Regions from separate parts of the Homo sapiens genome. Here region 1 is linked to region 2. A link is a contact called in ENCODE Hi-C data. All regions are on one chromosome and are shown on one strand. Each heading gives the region's core, a stretch centred on a gene start or an enhancer-like site at or near the end of the contact. The rest is flanking DNA. Distances are from core to core; before and after follow the strand shown.

Evidence for each region. A loop is a pair of places that touch in the nucleus more often than their neighbours do. Pooled maps may share reads with other maps.
Region 1: a loop to region 2 is called in a map of ascending aorta, with 10 times the contacts of the local background. The contact joins the enhancer-like site here to the promoter of APLP2 in region 2. A Hi-C loop is called at or near these places in 2 of 168 maps with a recorded cell type or tissue (ascending aorta and sigmoid colon) and 5 of 50 pooled maps.

Annotation. Positions count from the first base shown.
Region 1 is chr11:130,398,388-130,404,912 of GRCh38, reverse strand. ZBTB44-DT (ZBTB44 divergent transcript) reads right to left here. Exons shown (of 7, transcript NR_148980.1): 6 at 3,826-3,903; 7 at 1,256-1,612. Among named protein-coding and RNA genes, the nearest start is that of ADAMTS8, 27 kb to the left of the region's middle. Within about 2 kb of position 3,857, at least 7 of the 41 ENCODE cell types and tissues checked have a DNase peak (open chromatin) inside an H3K27ac peak, as active enhancers do; they include ascending aorta, where a contact is called at or near this core.
Region 2 is chr11:130,068,573-130,075,690 of GRCh38, reverse strand. APLP2 (amyloid beta precursor like protein 2) reads right to left here and starts at 5,797. Exons shown (of 17, transcript NM_001142276.2): 1 at 5,609-5,797. The coding sequence starts at 5,713. LOC107984432 (a long non-coding RNA gene) reads left to right here and starts at 6,042. Exons shown (of 2, transcript XR_001748444.2): 1 at 6,042-6,227; 2 at 6,578-7,118. RefSeq lists silencers at 4,909-5,368, 5,439-5,568, 5,959-6,188 and enhancers at 6,105-6,605, 6,606-7,106.

The sequences.
Region 1 (6,525 bases), core at 2,608-5,107, 330 kb before region 2:
TGGTCTGATTCATTGTTTCTTTGGAAAGGGCAGCAACCTAGAACCCAGGGATGGAGGCTGAAACTAGGTCAGCAGCTGGATCCCTGCCTGCTCTGGGTCCTCACAGGCCTGCAGAATCCAGCTCATTCGGGCAACTTTCATTTGCAGGATCTAGACCAGTGGTTCCCAAGGTTTCATTAGGATCACGTAGAGGGCTGTGAAAATGGATTGTGAGGCTGGGCACAGTGGCTCACACCTGTCATTCCAGCACTTTGGGAGGCTGAGGCAGGAGGATTGCCTGAGCCCAGGAGTTCAAGACCAGCCATGACAATATGGCGAGACCCTGTTTCTATAAAAAATTAAAAAACGAAATCAGTCGGTCATGGTGGTACAGGCCTGTAGTCCCAGCTACTCAGGAGGCTGAGGTGGGAGGGTCACTTGAGCCCAGGAGGTTGAGGCTGCAGTGAGCCATTTTCATGCCACTGCACTCCAGCCTGGATGACACAGTGAGACCCTGTCTCAAAAAAAAAAAAAAAGAAAGAAAGAAAGAAAAGAAAACACAGATTGTGGGGCCCCATCCCCAGAGTTTCTGATCTAATGGTTGGGGTGGCCTGAGAATCTGCATTTCTAACAAGTTCCCAGTGACTGACATGGAGGCTGCTGGTTTGGGAGCCACACTGTGAACACCTGTGCTACAGGAAACGTCCAGCTGGGAGATCACAATTGTTATGCGATGCCTTTGGGCTCATCATTCTTGAGAAAGAATATCCCCTTCCTCTCTGTGAGCTACCCCATCATCCTCTTACATGCTGCCTGCCTCCTTTTAGTTTAGCTGGGGGCACCAGATCCTCAGCCCCTACTCCGCTCCATAGCTCCTCATCTCTCCTGTGGCTCAGAGGAACTCTGGCTCAGTCTTCCACCTGGTCTGGTGCAGAGGGAACTTACTTAGTCCCTGATCACAAATGGGTGACAAGAAACAGACATCAAGAAATGACATTCTAGCAAAAGAAGGAAAATACCCAAATGTGCATCTTGGTTTTTTTCACCACCTGTGCCCCCTTTGTCCTCCCATTCAGATATCTGGCACCATGGGCAGAGAGGATGCTGTAGGGGCACTAGGCAAGGCCATGAGATTCCAGCCCCACTGTTCCCCTTAGCTGCTCTCTACACGATGACAGCTGACTCAGAGTTGGTCACTCCTTCTTGTCTGCCTACTCTTTTCAGCGAGTGGGAGGCTGGGCTTACCTAAGCATAAACAGGCACACACACAGGCATGTTGTTGATGACTAGCAAAACCAGATTGTTTCCCTGCTGTGCACCAGTTTTGTGGAGGCTGATGTATGCTTCCGCAACTCTTCATCGCCTTCCATTTCTCGCTCTCCCCCAAATAAGGCCAAGCGTGTCCCCCTTAACGGCCTAAGCCAGGCCAGCTGTGCCATCCCTGCTGCCTGCATCATTACCAGGCACAGCTTTTGCCCTGGAGTTCAGCTGGCAGCAGAGCTGCTGATGTGCAAAGCAGAATGGAATCCAGCTTGGCTCTCCCGGTTGTGTGGGCTCGGCGAGGCTCTCAGAACGCATACTTGTTTGTGTCTGGAAATTCAACAGCTGCAGCCCAGGGACTCAGAAACCAGATCTGCAGAGGAAGACCACACCATTATCTGCCCCAGCCAACCACGACCACTCTGTGCACCCAGAGAAGGAGAGAAGACTGTATTTCCTCTGCTGAAAGATTGTGTTTTCCAGCTAGTGCTCCTAATGGAAACTGGTACTCTCTTCTAATGGGAGGCCCTGACTTGGCAGGTAATTTGGTCATTAATCTGAATCCTCCAGGCACCTGCCAGAAATACTTCGAAGGTGGTACAGTAGCATAAAGTTAATTTCCAACCTTTCATTTTTAAGATAAGTGAATCTTTATCTGGGGTTTATCCTCTGCCCTTTATTCCTCTATCACAGATCAGAGGGTTTTGTGAATTTACAAAAGTATGCAATATTACTATTCCCAGTCCACTCTAGCAGACCACCCCTCTCCCAGGAACATATTCCAGGGGTGGTAGGACCCATCTCACTAGATCCGCATCTGTTCTCTGATGACATCCACCTGCTTCTACATCCTTTGTGCTTGAACTTTTTAACCAAGTCACCCTCTTAGTGAGGACTCTTCCTCTTTTCTGGTGTCCAAACATGTCACCCTTCCTGTTTTCCTCTGGAGTGTGCTCCGGAGTTGTTTCAAACCACCCCTCCCTCCCCACACCCCCCAAAAAACAAAACTACAAATGACAAGAACAATTGGAAAGTTCTTAAGGGATACTGGCTTTTGCTTTGTCTTGATATTTTCCACTTGTGGTCCAGGGCAGATAAAGAGGGAGGCCTTGTCAGCCCTGCGCTATGGCGTCTGCAGCGTTGAGCAGCTGCGTGTACTGGGCTTTCCTGCGTGGTGCAGACTACCCTGCCCAGGTGCCCCTGGTCCCAGGAGGGGAGGCTCGTGAACCCCGCAGCAATCTCGACTCCGTGTGCTCTGCCCCAGATCACCAGGTCCCTCCAGGAACCTGCAGCATTTCCTTTGCTGTTTGGGAATTCAAAATGGTTTCTCGAAAAATGTGAACAGGAAGGCAGAATTTATCAAAGAGGACTAGATGTAGCACGACCCTTGGATTCCCAGATTTCTGCTGCCACAGACTCATCACTTCTTTTTGCCCCTATGATGAGTTGAAGCTACATTTCGGAACACATGGCCCCAAAAAACAGGAGACGGGGTGAACATCATGAGGACGGTGATGACGTCTTCTATAAGCCTAGGTTACTGGCCCTGAGACGTGTCCTCTGCCCTCCTCCACTCCCACTCTGCCCTGTGTGATGTGGGAGGGAATTCCTCAGGTGAAGACAGGCTCGTCCCTGCCCAGAATTTCCCATCCGTAGCTGCACCGCGGTTAGACACTCAGCTTCCCCAAGCCCCGCATGTGCACCGTCAGTAAGTACCGGGACAGGAAGCAGAGGAAGGGAAGGATGCAGCCGCATTCAGTCCCAGAGAACAGCAGGCCCGGGTTACTCCTCTTTGGTGGCCGGGGCTGAAGGACAGTCTGTCTTATGGGGAAAACTCTCCTCCCCACGTTTTTCTGGGGGCCTCCGCTGAGCTCGCATTGGGAGAGCTGCATGTGGAATGTGGGAAAGAAGAAGTCACCCATCTAAGCCAGCGTCTTCATTGGCTCAATGTTGGTGATCACTAATGCGACAAATACTGTGGTTGTATTGACCGTACATATGACAACATTCTAAACAACACAGGAGAACACAACGAGCAACAGTAAAAACTGGAGGGTCCCGCGAACGGAGTGGGTGGGCTGTGACTCCCACACTTTCCCTGCCCCTGGCCAGCCCCTCCTAAGCACCTGTGTGCTTTCCAGGTCAACACTGCAGAATGACCTGGCCAGACGTAACCAATAGGTGTGGTCCTAAACAGCTGGTACCACACTTCCCTGGCTCGTTCTTCTTCAGGTGGGGAGTTTTTCTGACCTTCCACTTTGGAAAGAGCAGGACTTGCTTAAAACTGAGTGCCGGCCAGCCCACACCCCCTGAAATAGATCAAGGGACTCATCACAGCCACTGCTCAAGTACTGGGAAGAGACATGACACCAGTGCACAAGTGCATTCTGAACCGTAATGACAAGCAGAGAGCAAGAAAGCCACCTGTCTCTTTAGAACATACTTTCCCTCAGGCCTGGGGCTCAGTAGAAAGAGACAGGAAGGTTCCGGCTGGCCTTCCAGCCCCCAGAGCTGCCCAGCCCAGCCCTGGCAGATGCGAATCGCCCCAGGAAAGGAGAGAGGAAAGAAGCCTTCCCCAGACCTCACCGTTCCTCATTCCAAACATCTTGTAAGTCCCAGGGGCACTGAGAGAGTTTGTCCGCAGCCAAACACAACTTCCTGTTTCTAAGAAAGGGAAGAAAAAAAATAGTTGAAAGGGTTTTTGGACACTGGAAATTTCAAGTTTCTGTAAACGCGAATGAATCAGACACATGTGGAATGAATTTCTCCGGAAGTAAGAAAAGATGCTGTGAGTTCCTCTTGCTGGACCAGAAAATAGGAAAAGGGTAGCTGCGGGGGAGGTGCGTCAGAGGCTGCAAGGAGAGAAGCCATGTGGACATGGGATGGAAGAGAGGGTCCCATCAGTGACAAGGTTCAACGAGGCTGCCCTGAAGCCACGTTCTGAAGCTGCTCATTACTCAGAACTGCTCCACCTCTGAAGTCCTACATCAAATCTCCTCCTCCTCAACCACAATCTCCCATCTTCCCAGATCTTTCCCATAAATGCATCCTTCCCCATGCCCTGACCGCCTCCGCACGTGTCCTTCCCCCATCCATCTTTCCTGCTCCTCTGTCTTCAGCTTTCCCTGAGCTGCTTGGACTCCACGTTCAGCGCCTCCACCTCAATCTTGCCAGTGTTCTCACTGCCCTTGCCCCACAGACTCTCTGTGCTGCTCAGCAGGCAGAGCCTCACACGGCACCCATTCCCCTCTCCCCACCTCTCACCTCTCACGTCATCCTGCTACAAGCAGATCCACACCCCGGGGGAATCCCAGCCCTGAGCACACTGGTGCCACCATAAAGTTACAGCGTTTGATGGAAACTGTCCAGCAACCCGAGCAGACCCCCTCTCAGCAATACCGATGGTTGTCCACAGAACTATTCTGCGCTTCCCATGCTCCTCCAGCTCATCCCCATGCCACGCTTCGCTGTGAGTGAACAAACTCACCTCCACTGCTAAGTGGAGCCCAGTACCGTATCTCTTATCATGGAAGGGAGAGGGGACACCAGCTCACCATTAACGGGCCACGTATAGACACGAATCTAGAGGAACATTATAACTCTCTCTTATTTTGGATTCAACAGGCATGTTTCAATCTCTGTCAAGTCCATAGGAGAGTGAAGACTCAGAAGATAACTCCTCCCCCTGATTAAATTAATCCTCCAGCTCTCTGAAGGGCACAGTACATCATGAGATTTAAACACCTAGGTCTAAAACAAAAAAAAACAAAGAAAAAGAAAAATACGCCGGGCACAGTGACTCATGCCGGGAATTCCAGCATCTGGGGAGGCTGAGGCAGGCAAATCACTTGAGGCCGAGAGTTTGAGACCAGCCTGGACAACATGGTAAGACCTCGTTTCTATAAAACATATAAAAAACTTAGCCAGGGCTGTTCCAGCTACCCAGGAGGCTGAGGTGGGAGGATCACCTGAGCCCAGGGAGGTCGAGGCTGCAGTGAGCTGTGATCCTACCACTGCACTTCAGCCTGGGTGACAGAGCCAGACCCCTTCTCAAAAGTAAATAAATAAATACACACCCAGGCTCCCTCATGGCCCAGCTTCTCTACCTCATCCTCCTTGTTGGCCCCTCAGTTTCCACCACTGTTTGGAGTCCTGGGTGTGGCCCTGACATGGTCTGTCAGTCCCTCGGTTCTTTCTAGTTTCACTGTTAGATGGAGATGGTTCTTCAGATCCCAAAGGTGGGTGAGGGGAAGGGGGAAAATCTCTCACAGGGACAGGACCAAGGACAGCATACCTAAGAGAGTAGGCTTTGCACAGTACTAACTGTGGCCTCCTGCTAGCCTATCCCTGGTGCATTAGGATGTGAAAAAATGTCTCCCTCTTCTCCATCTGGAGTTACATTACCGAAAGCCTAGCCTACAAATGTGTCAGATCTCAGGAAGCAGGACAGGGTGAGGAAAAAAAAAAAAAACACAAGAAAATGAAATCGTAATTTTAAAAACCCTGTTCGTTTCTTACCACGAATCCTGAAATCTTGCTGGTAGCTACGGATGCGCCTCAATTTACACAGAGTTACATCCCCAATAAACCCATGGTAATATCGTAAGACTAAAATGCGTTTAATATCCCAATAAATCCATTGTAAAGTCAAAAATGTGTAAGTTGAATCGTCCTAAGCCCAGACGCTCCTCCACTTACAATCGGGTTACATTGGGATAAACCCATCGAACAGTCAAACAATTGATTGTAAGCTGAACCATCATAAATTGAAAACCATTGTATATCCATCCTTTTTAAAATCTATCCTTTCTCCTTCTGTTTCTGTTACATGAGAGGTATTTTCCCACTGTCAAAACTAATCCCTTCTCAATACTGCAGCCCTCCACCCTCTCAAGGCGCTCAGCCCCTCCACCATCCCCTCCCTTCCCAAAGACCCAGCCCCTCCCTCTCTGCTGACAGCTCCCCATCGGTGTTCGCAGGTGCTGTGTCTTTTCACTCCCGCATTTCACAGCTATGTCTCTCCACTCTCCCCTCGCTCCCTGAATTCCTGCTGCTCTTCCAAAGCACACAACTTCTCTCTCCAAACATCACATATACTCTTCCCTCTTCCGGAAATGTTCCTTTTCCTCTTTCTTCTCTCCCCACTTTAACATAGTCCTACTTATTCTTCAGGTCACAGATTAAAGGTCACACCCTCAATGAAACCCTCAGGTTAGGTTAAGCACCCTCATGTTGCTGTGCACTTAGCTTTTTTTTTGACAGAGTCTGGTTTTGTTGCCCAGGCTG
Region 2 (7,118 bases), core at 4,548-7,047:
ATAAGAATACCAAATTCACGAGACTGTTAGGGACTTATGGAGATAAATTACCCAAAGACTTTGTTTTGTTTTTCTCTCCTTGCACATTAGAATCATCCGGGGAGCTTTTGAAACTGAGCATCCCAGAGGTACTCAACGACAATCTCTGGGGTTAGGGCCTAGAAATCATACACGAGTGTGTTTCGCAAAGTAAAAAGCACTATCCACATTTGGTTTTACTACTGTACTGTTTAGCATCTAGCACAGAACCATGTAACAGGTTTAATAAATACTAGTAGGATGAATTACAAATGAAAGTCAGCTAATTTTCTAATCTTCATCTTTAAAAAAATAGATTAGTTATGTTTTAAAAGATCTCATTTTGAAAAACAGATCTTGGCCGAATGTGGTGGTATGCACTGTACTCCTAGATACTCGGGAGGCTGAGGCAGGAGGATCACTTGAGCCCAGGAGTTTGAGGCCGCAGTGAGCCATGGCTGCGCCACTGCACTCCAGCCTTGGTAAGAGTGAGACCCTGTCTCAAAAAATAAAAAATAAAAATAAAGACTTCACGATGCTTAGGTAAGAAAAATTCCCTCAGCAAAAGCAATTATTAGTTGTACTTGACACAAAGGACTGGAACTCATTTCTGCTTGAATGTGCCTACATAGTCCACTTTCCATCTTAGGCCATAAATCAAGGTACAATACACTAAATTTAATTAAACTTCAAGGTAATCTAGTTTATCTCATTAAAAATCAACCCATGAAAATTGAATTATAGGCAATTTAGAATTCTCTCTCAACTGGCCCCTCCATGGAAACTACAATTACTGTACAAAGATTTACCCCTACTTTTTGTCACACGGAAAACATTATTTTCTTTGAGTAGTTCATGTTAGCATAATTCGAAATAATCATTGTTAGGTGCTGGCTTCAATATGCAGTATGTGCCATTTTTATAAAATTTATGTACATGACCTATCTATTAACAGAAGGGTATATACAATATTACAGTAAGGTTTCCCTGGGGAATAAGATTTTAGGTCATTTTTCACTTCTTATTGGTTATCTGTACTTTTAAATTTCTTACAATGAATATGTACTACCTATAGAATTCTTCTTCTGTTATTTTAGAAAGAAAATCCAAAAGCCTCAAAATTTAGTAAGGGTAAACAGAATTAAACAATCTTGAAAGGGGCCAGGTGTGGAGGCTCACGCCTGTAATCCCAGCACTTTGGAAGGCCAAGGCAGGCAGATCACAAGGTCAGAAGTTTGGAACCAGCCTGGCCAATATGGTGAAACCCTGTCTCTACTAAAAATATAAAAATGAGCCAGGCATGGTGGTGGGCTCCTGTAGTCCCAGCTACTCTGGAGGCTGAGGCAGGAGAGTCGCTTGAACCTGAAAAACGGAGGTTGCAGTAAGCCGAGATCATGCCAGTGCACTCCAGCCTGGGCGACAGAGTGAGACTCCAACTCAAAAAAGAAAAACAAAACAACAACAACAACAACAAAACATGTTTTCAAATGCTATAAAGAACATGATTGGGTCAACAAACTAACTAGAAAACCGACAGCAGATAAGATCCAAGTATTGTATCAATGTTAAATTTCATTAGGTTGATGGCTGTACTAAGCCTATGTAAGACAATGTCTTTGGCTCTTAGAAAATATATACTGAAGTTCTCAGGGGTAAAGGGGATGGGGGACGACGTATGCAACTTACTCTCAAATAATTTGGCAAAAAATGCAGTAGTAAAGCAAATGTGACTAGAAGAAATGTTAACAATTGGTGAATCTGAGTAAAGGGTAAGAAAATTGTACAATTTTTGCATTTTTTATAAGATTAAAGTTATTTCTTTTTTTTATTCTTGTTTTCTTGAGATGGAGTCTCGCTCTGTTGCCCAGGCTGGAGTGCAGTGGTGTGATCTCGGCTCACTGTAACCTCCACCTCCCAGATTCTCCTGCCTCAGCCTCCTGAGTAGCTGGGATTACAGGCGCACGCCATCTCGCCCAGCTAATTTTTGTATTTTTAGTAGAGACGGAGTTTCACCATGTTGCTCAGGCTGGTCTCGAACTCCTGACCTCGTGATCCACCCACCTCGGCCTCCCAAAGTGCTAGGATTACAGGCGTGAGCCACCGCGCCTGGTGATTAAAGTTATTTCTAAGTAAAACATTTTTAATTGAAAAAGTTTAAAAATCAACACATTCAAAATTGTTCTAACAAAAATACTTAAGAGCATGTTGGGCCAACTTCCAGCAAGACTTTATGTGGAAAAATATAGGAACATATTAAAAAATTCTGCTAATAAAAACATATGCAGGACCAACTTTAAGCAAAATTTTAAATCAGCACCATCTAACAGAAATACAATGTGAGCCACATACATAGTATTAAATTTTCTAGGAACCATATTAGAGTGAAAAGAAACAAGTGAAATTAATTTTAATGTTTTATTTAGCCCATGTCTAAAGTATTGTTTCAATTTAGTCAATACAAAAATTGAGATTTTAATTCTTCTGTATTAAATCTTCAAAATCTGATGTGTATGTTACACTTCCAGTACATCTCAATTCAGAAGCTAAATTTTCATAGGAAATACTTGATCTACATTTAGATTTCATAAAATGTACAGTTTAAAAGTAAATTCGCATAACCAAATTATTTCAGTTAAAAGTTTTCCAACCACTGAATCAGATTTTAAATGTAAACTTAAATTAATTAAAATTAAATAAAATGAAAAATTCACTCCTCATTCACACTAGTCACCCTACAGACTCAATAACCACATGTGGCTTGTGGCTACACCCTGGGAAAGCCTGGCTTTAGATGGTAAAACAAATTCCCTCTACAAAAGGAGGAACTAATTGATAAAACTGAAGTTTATCGTATTTATCAAAAGATTTTTAAAACATAGTTATGATAAAAATAACGGGCCGGGCGCTGTGGCTCACGCCTGTAATCCCAGCACTTTGGGAGGCCGAGGCAGGTGGATCACCTGAGATCAGGTGTTCCAGACCAGCCTGGCCAACATGGTGAAACCCTGTCTCTACTAAAAATACAAAAATTAGCTGGGCGTGGTGGCAGGCGCCTGCAATCCCAGCTACTTGGGAGTCTGAGGCAGGAGAATCGCTTGAACTCGGAAGGCGGAAGTTGCAGTGAGCCCAGAGATCCCACCATTGCACTCCAGCCTGGGACAGAGCGAGACTCCGTATCAAAAAAAAAAAAAAAAAAAAGACGATATTCCTATCAGAAGCACACCAAGGTTTCTCTCCAAGGTACAATTACACATCTCCCATACCACCTGTCAGAAACACCAACACAAAGCCTTCTCTACTCTGCCTCAGTTGACATCCTTTAATTTGGGTTTGAGTTTCCAGAAAACTGGCAATCAAATGGCCTTCTTTCTTTCAAATGTGACAGAACAAACTCAAGTTCCGGTTCTCAGGAGCCTAGTCATCCACTGCACAGTATGCGGGGTTTCAGCACAATACTGTCTCAGTCCCAAATGGGAGCATGCACACAGGAGAACTTGTCTCGGATTTAAGAGAGGAAGTGACCCTGAGTCCAGAGGTGAGCTTTTTCTTTTTAAACAGGTGTAAGAGATTAATTCAGTCAACACCAAGCAACACTAAAGATTTGCCAATCAATAATTCTGTGCCAAGCAACTTGATCAGGGATTTGGCCAGAATCCCTTTCGCTAATCTCAATCAGGGCCTTCCCAAAGACATCCTGATTTAGGCCACTCTCATCTAAATTAAGCTTCGACAGTCCCTTGCCTGACAGCAAATAAACAAAATCAAATTATATTCATATGAATAAAATTCTGATAGCTTGACAAAAGGCCCCTTGAAAGATCATTTAGTAAGTGTGAGCAAAAATACAGCTCCAAAGAACAGGAGTTACCATAAAACCATTTTTCAGAAATGTTTAATTCCTACTTTCTTCAACCATACTTTTCAACTGAACAACGCTGTGGCTAACAATCAAATTTAACACACAACAATGAATTCTCATATTATTTTTTCCCGCTACACAAGTATTAACGAATTCTTTAAAACTGCTGAGTCTTCTACTGTGAATTCACTAATGCCTCAAATTAGTCATAGCAGTGGGAAGTGGAGTGCGAGTGTGAACGATGGTTTCTGACACCCGACCCACTAGTGAAGTCCCATCTTCCATACGAAAGCCTTTATTTTTTCTTCCCATCTCACTCACCTAGCTGTTTTCATGCGACATATCAGGGATCACAGATACAACTCTGACCATTGTGTGGACACACTGAAACAATCGCAATCCAAAATCCTCTGTAGATAAACGTTAACTATTTCTCTTTAAAGCTGAACTCCTTTCTTACCCTCACAGTCACAAAGCTTTAAACTGGATGAATACAAAGGTGTTAAGCCGTTCCATCAGAGAGGCTTTTTATTAGATTTATTTTTACCCGTGGAAATACTTGAACATTCTGTAGAAGTAAATATATTCTAAACCTGAGGTCTTTAAAAGAAAGCTCTCAATTAATGCCCAATCAAATCCAGTCTTCAGGTCTCTCTGAAATTAGCTAAGTATGCAGAAACCAGTTGTAATTTTTAAAAGAGCGAAGAGGGAGAAGAAATAAACGACACCAGAACTACACATTCCAGACCAGCAGTTCAAGCACCACTTCGAGAAGGGAAGTAAAGATCAAGCTCGCCGTCTCCCTCGGCCACAGCAGGGCTCCTCCAAGGCTGCCCGCTCCGGCCCGCACCGCGGACCCCGCCGCCCCCGCCCCCTCCCGCGGCCTCCCCAACCCCCGGCCCTGCCGCTTCGCCTTTCTCGCAGCGGGGATGCTCAGGGTGCGACCTCGAAGCACAACCACTGATGGAATTCTGACACCCGAAGAGGACGATTTTTCCAACAGTTTACACGCCTTCGCGGGCACCTTCCCTACTCACTGAAACCCTCACGAAAGCGGTCAACGCACCCAGAGCGGGTTTCCTCGGTCTACGGACGCAGGCAAACAGCGCCACTTAAAAAATGCGCGTCCGCGACCCGGCCCCAGGCGGCAGAGGGAGCAGCGGGCGGCCTGGCGCGGGAGCTCCCCCGGGGCTCGCAGCATCCCTGCCGCGCGCGAAGGCCGGGGCCGCGTCCACCTGGCAACAAAGGCGAAGCCCGCCGCTCGCAGGTGGGAGGCCCGGAGCCGAGGCCCCGGTGCCGCGCGAGGGAGCGTACGGGGTCCGCGCGGGGCCGCCCCTGGAGAAAGCCCAGCCGCGGACTCCGGCGGGAGAGGAGCGCCCTGGCATTGTCCCGGGGGAGGGCGGGGCGGGCGCCCGGGGGCACTGGGTCCCCGGAGGAGGTGGCGGCGCCGCGGGCGGGTTGGGGGCTGGGTCGGCCGAGGCGGACGGCCGCCCCCAGCAGCCCCGACGCCTTTCATTTGGCCTCTGCGGCGGCTGAGGCAGCCCGACCTCCAGCGCTAAGCACTGCGCCAAGCAGGGACGGGCGGGGGAGGGCGCGCCAGACCCGCCGCAGAGCCGGACCCCCGGCGCCGCACCGCCGGCCCGCCCTGCCGCGGACCCCGCTGCCCGCCCGCAGTCCGCGCTCCTCCGGCGGGCGAAGGAGACGACTCTCCGGCGTTCGCCCGGTCCCCACCTCGATGTAGCCGGCCAGCGCCAAGGCAGGCGCCGTGAGCCCCACCAGCAGCAGAAGCAGGAGCCTGCCCGTGGCTGCGGCGGCCGCGGTCCCGGTGGCCGCCATCCCTCGCCGGGTCGCTCTAGCGCGCGGCTCTCAAGCTCACACACTCGGACTCCTCGCTTAGCACACCGCGACCCAGAAGCATCTAAAGCCAGTTCGCCGCCGCCCCGGGGGTTTTACACCAACCGGAACTGACTTCATATTACCACGCCCTCCTTCTGCGGCTCCCAATGCCGGCCCGCAGAACCCCTCAAGACCCCGCCCCCTTGCGGTCCAGACCCAATCAGGAGATGGAAGAGCCTGCTCCTCCCGCCCGGTCCAACCGCGCGCCCCCCGCCCGGCCCCGCCCCCGGCCGCGGATGGCCCCGCCCCCGCTCCGGACCCTGTGGCCGCCAGGCGCGGGGGCGTGCGCGCGGCGGGTCTGGGGCCGCAACCCTGTGGGCGCGGGGCTGGCTCTGGCCTCCGCCCCCCGGCGCGGTTATCTGTCCCTGCTGCGCTGGTCCGTCAGCCTTCAGCCTCCCGATACGGGCACGCCCCGCTCCCCTGCCCCTGCTGGGCATTCTTCAGACTCCTTTGGGTACCGCCCTCTTTTTGATTCTGGAAATGGTTTTATTAAAAACAGGATGAATTAGGAGTCCGGGACGGTCTGCCAAGGGCCGTCCCCCGAGGCAGGGGGAGGACCGCAGGAGGCAGCCATCGTCCTCCCCCGAGCCCTACTCAGGGCGCGCCTCTCCCGCCCTGCTCCGCCCAGGCCTCTCCGCCGGGTCCTCGCCTCTGAGTCCGGCCGCGCTCCGCACCCTTGGCCTCCGGTCTTTAGGCCTCTTGCCGACCCTTCCTTCCCAGCAGTTGCCCAGGCAGGGATAGAGACCAGGGGTGCAAGAACCACGCCGGCCTCACAGCCCAGGCCCCCTTCCTCGTGTGTTTTAGGAAGAGATCACGCCGCTTCTTCGGTTGAGACGCACTAGCGGGAGACCTGCTACTCTGCCTTCCTGCTCCGCGGCATTGCCACTTCAGTAGAGAAAAACGTCCTGCTGCCCCATTTAGCAATTGGCACAGCCTCGCCACCGCCAGGGCTCCGCTGGCCTTGTTTCCTTTCAGTCGCCTGTGAGTTAGGTACTGCCTTCTGAGAGACCTGGACTAGTCCCTTCAGGTTCAACTAAATGCATAACACAACCCTACCCCCAGGACGCTGACAATAGAAAGGAAGAGACTGTCCGCGGAGTAGACGAGTGCGCCTGTAAGAACTCGGGATTTTCCAGCCTTATTCTGCACCACTCTCCCCTACATGCCCAGTTCCCTGTGGGTAAACTGGCTCTGCCCGATTCCTCCAAGACGACACCTTTCCATTTCACAGCCCTTCCTAACACTCTTCTGCGCCTGCAATGTCCTCTCCCCAACATCTGCCTGTTGGAAGCGTTTTCACTGTTCCTCGGCTCAGTCGGCTGAAATATCGCTTCTGATTGCTCAG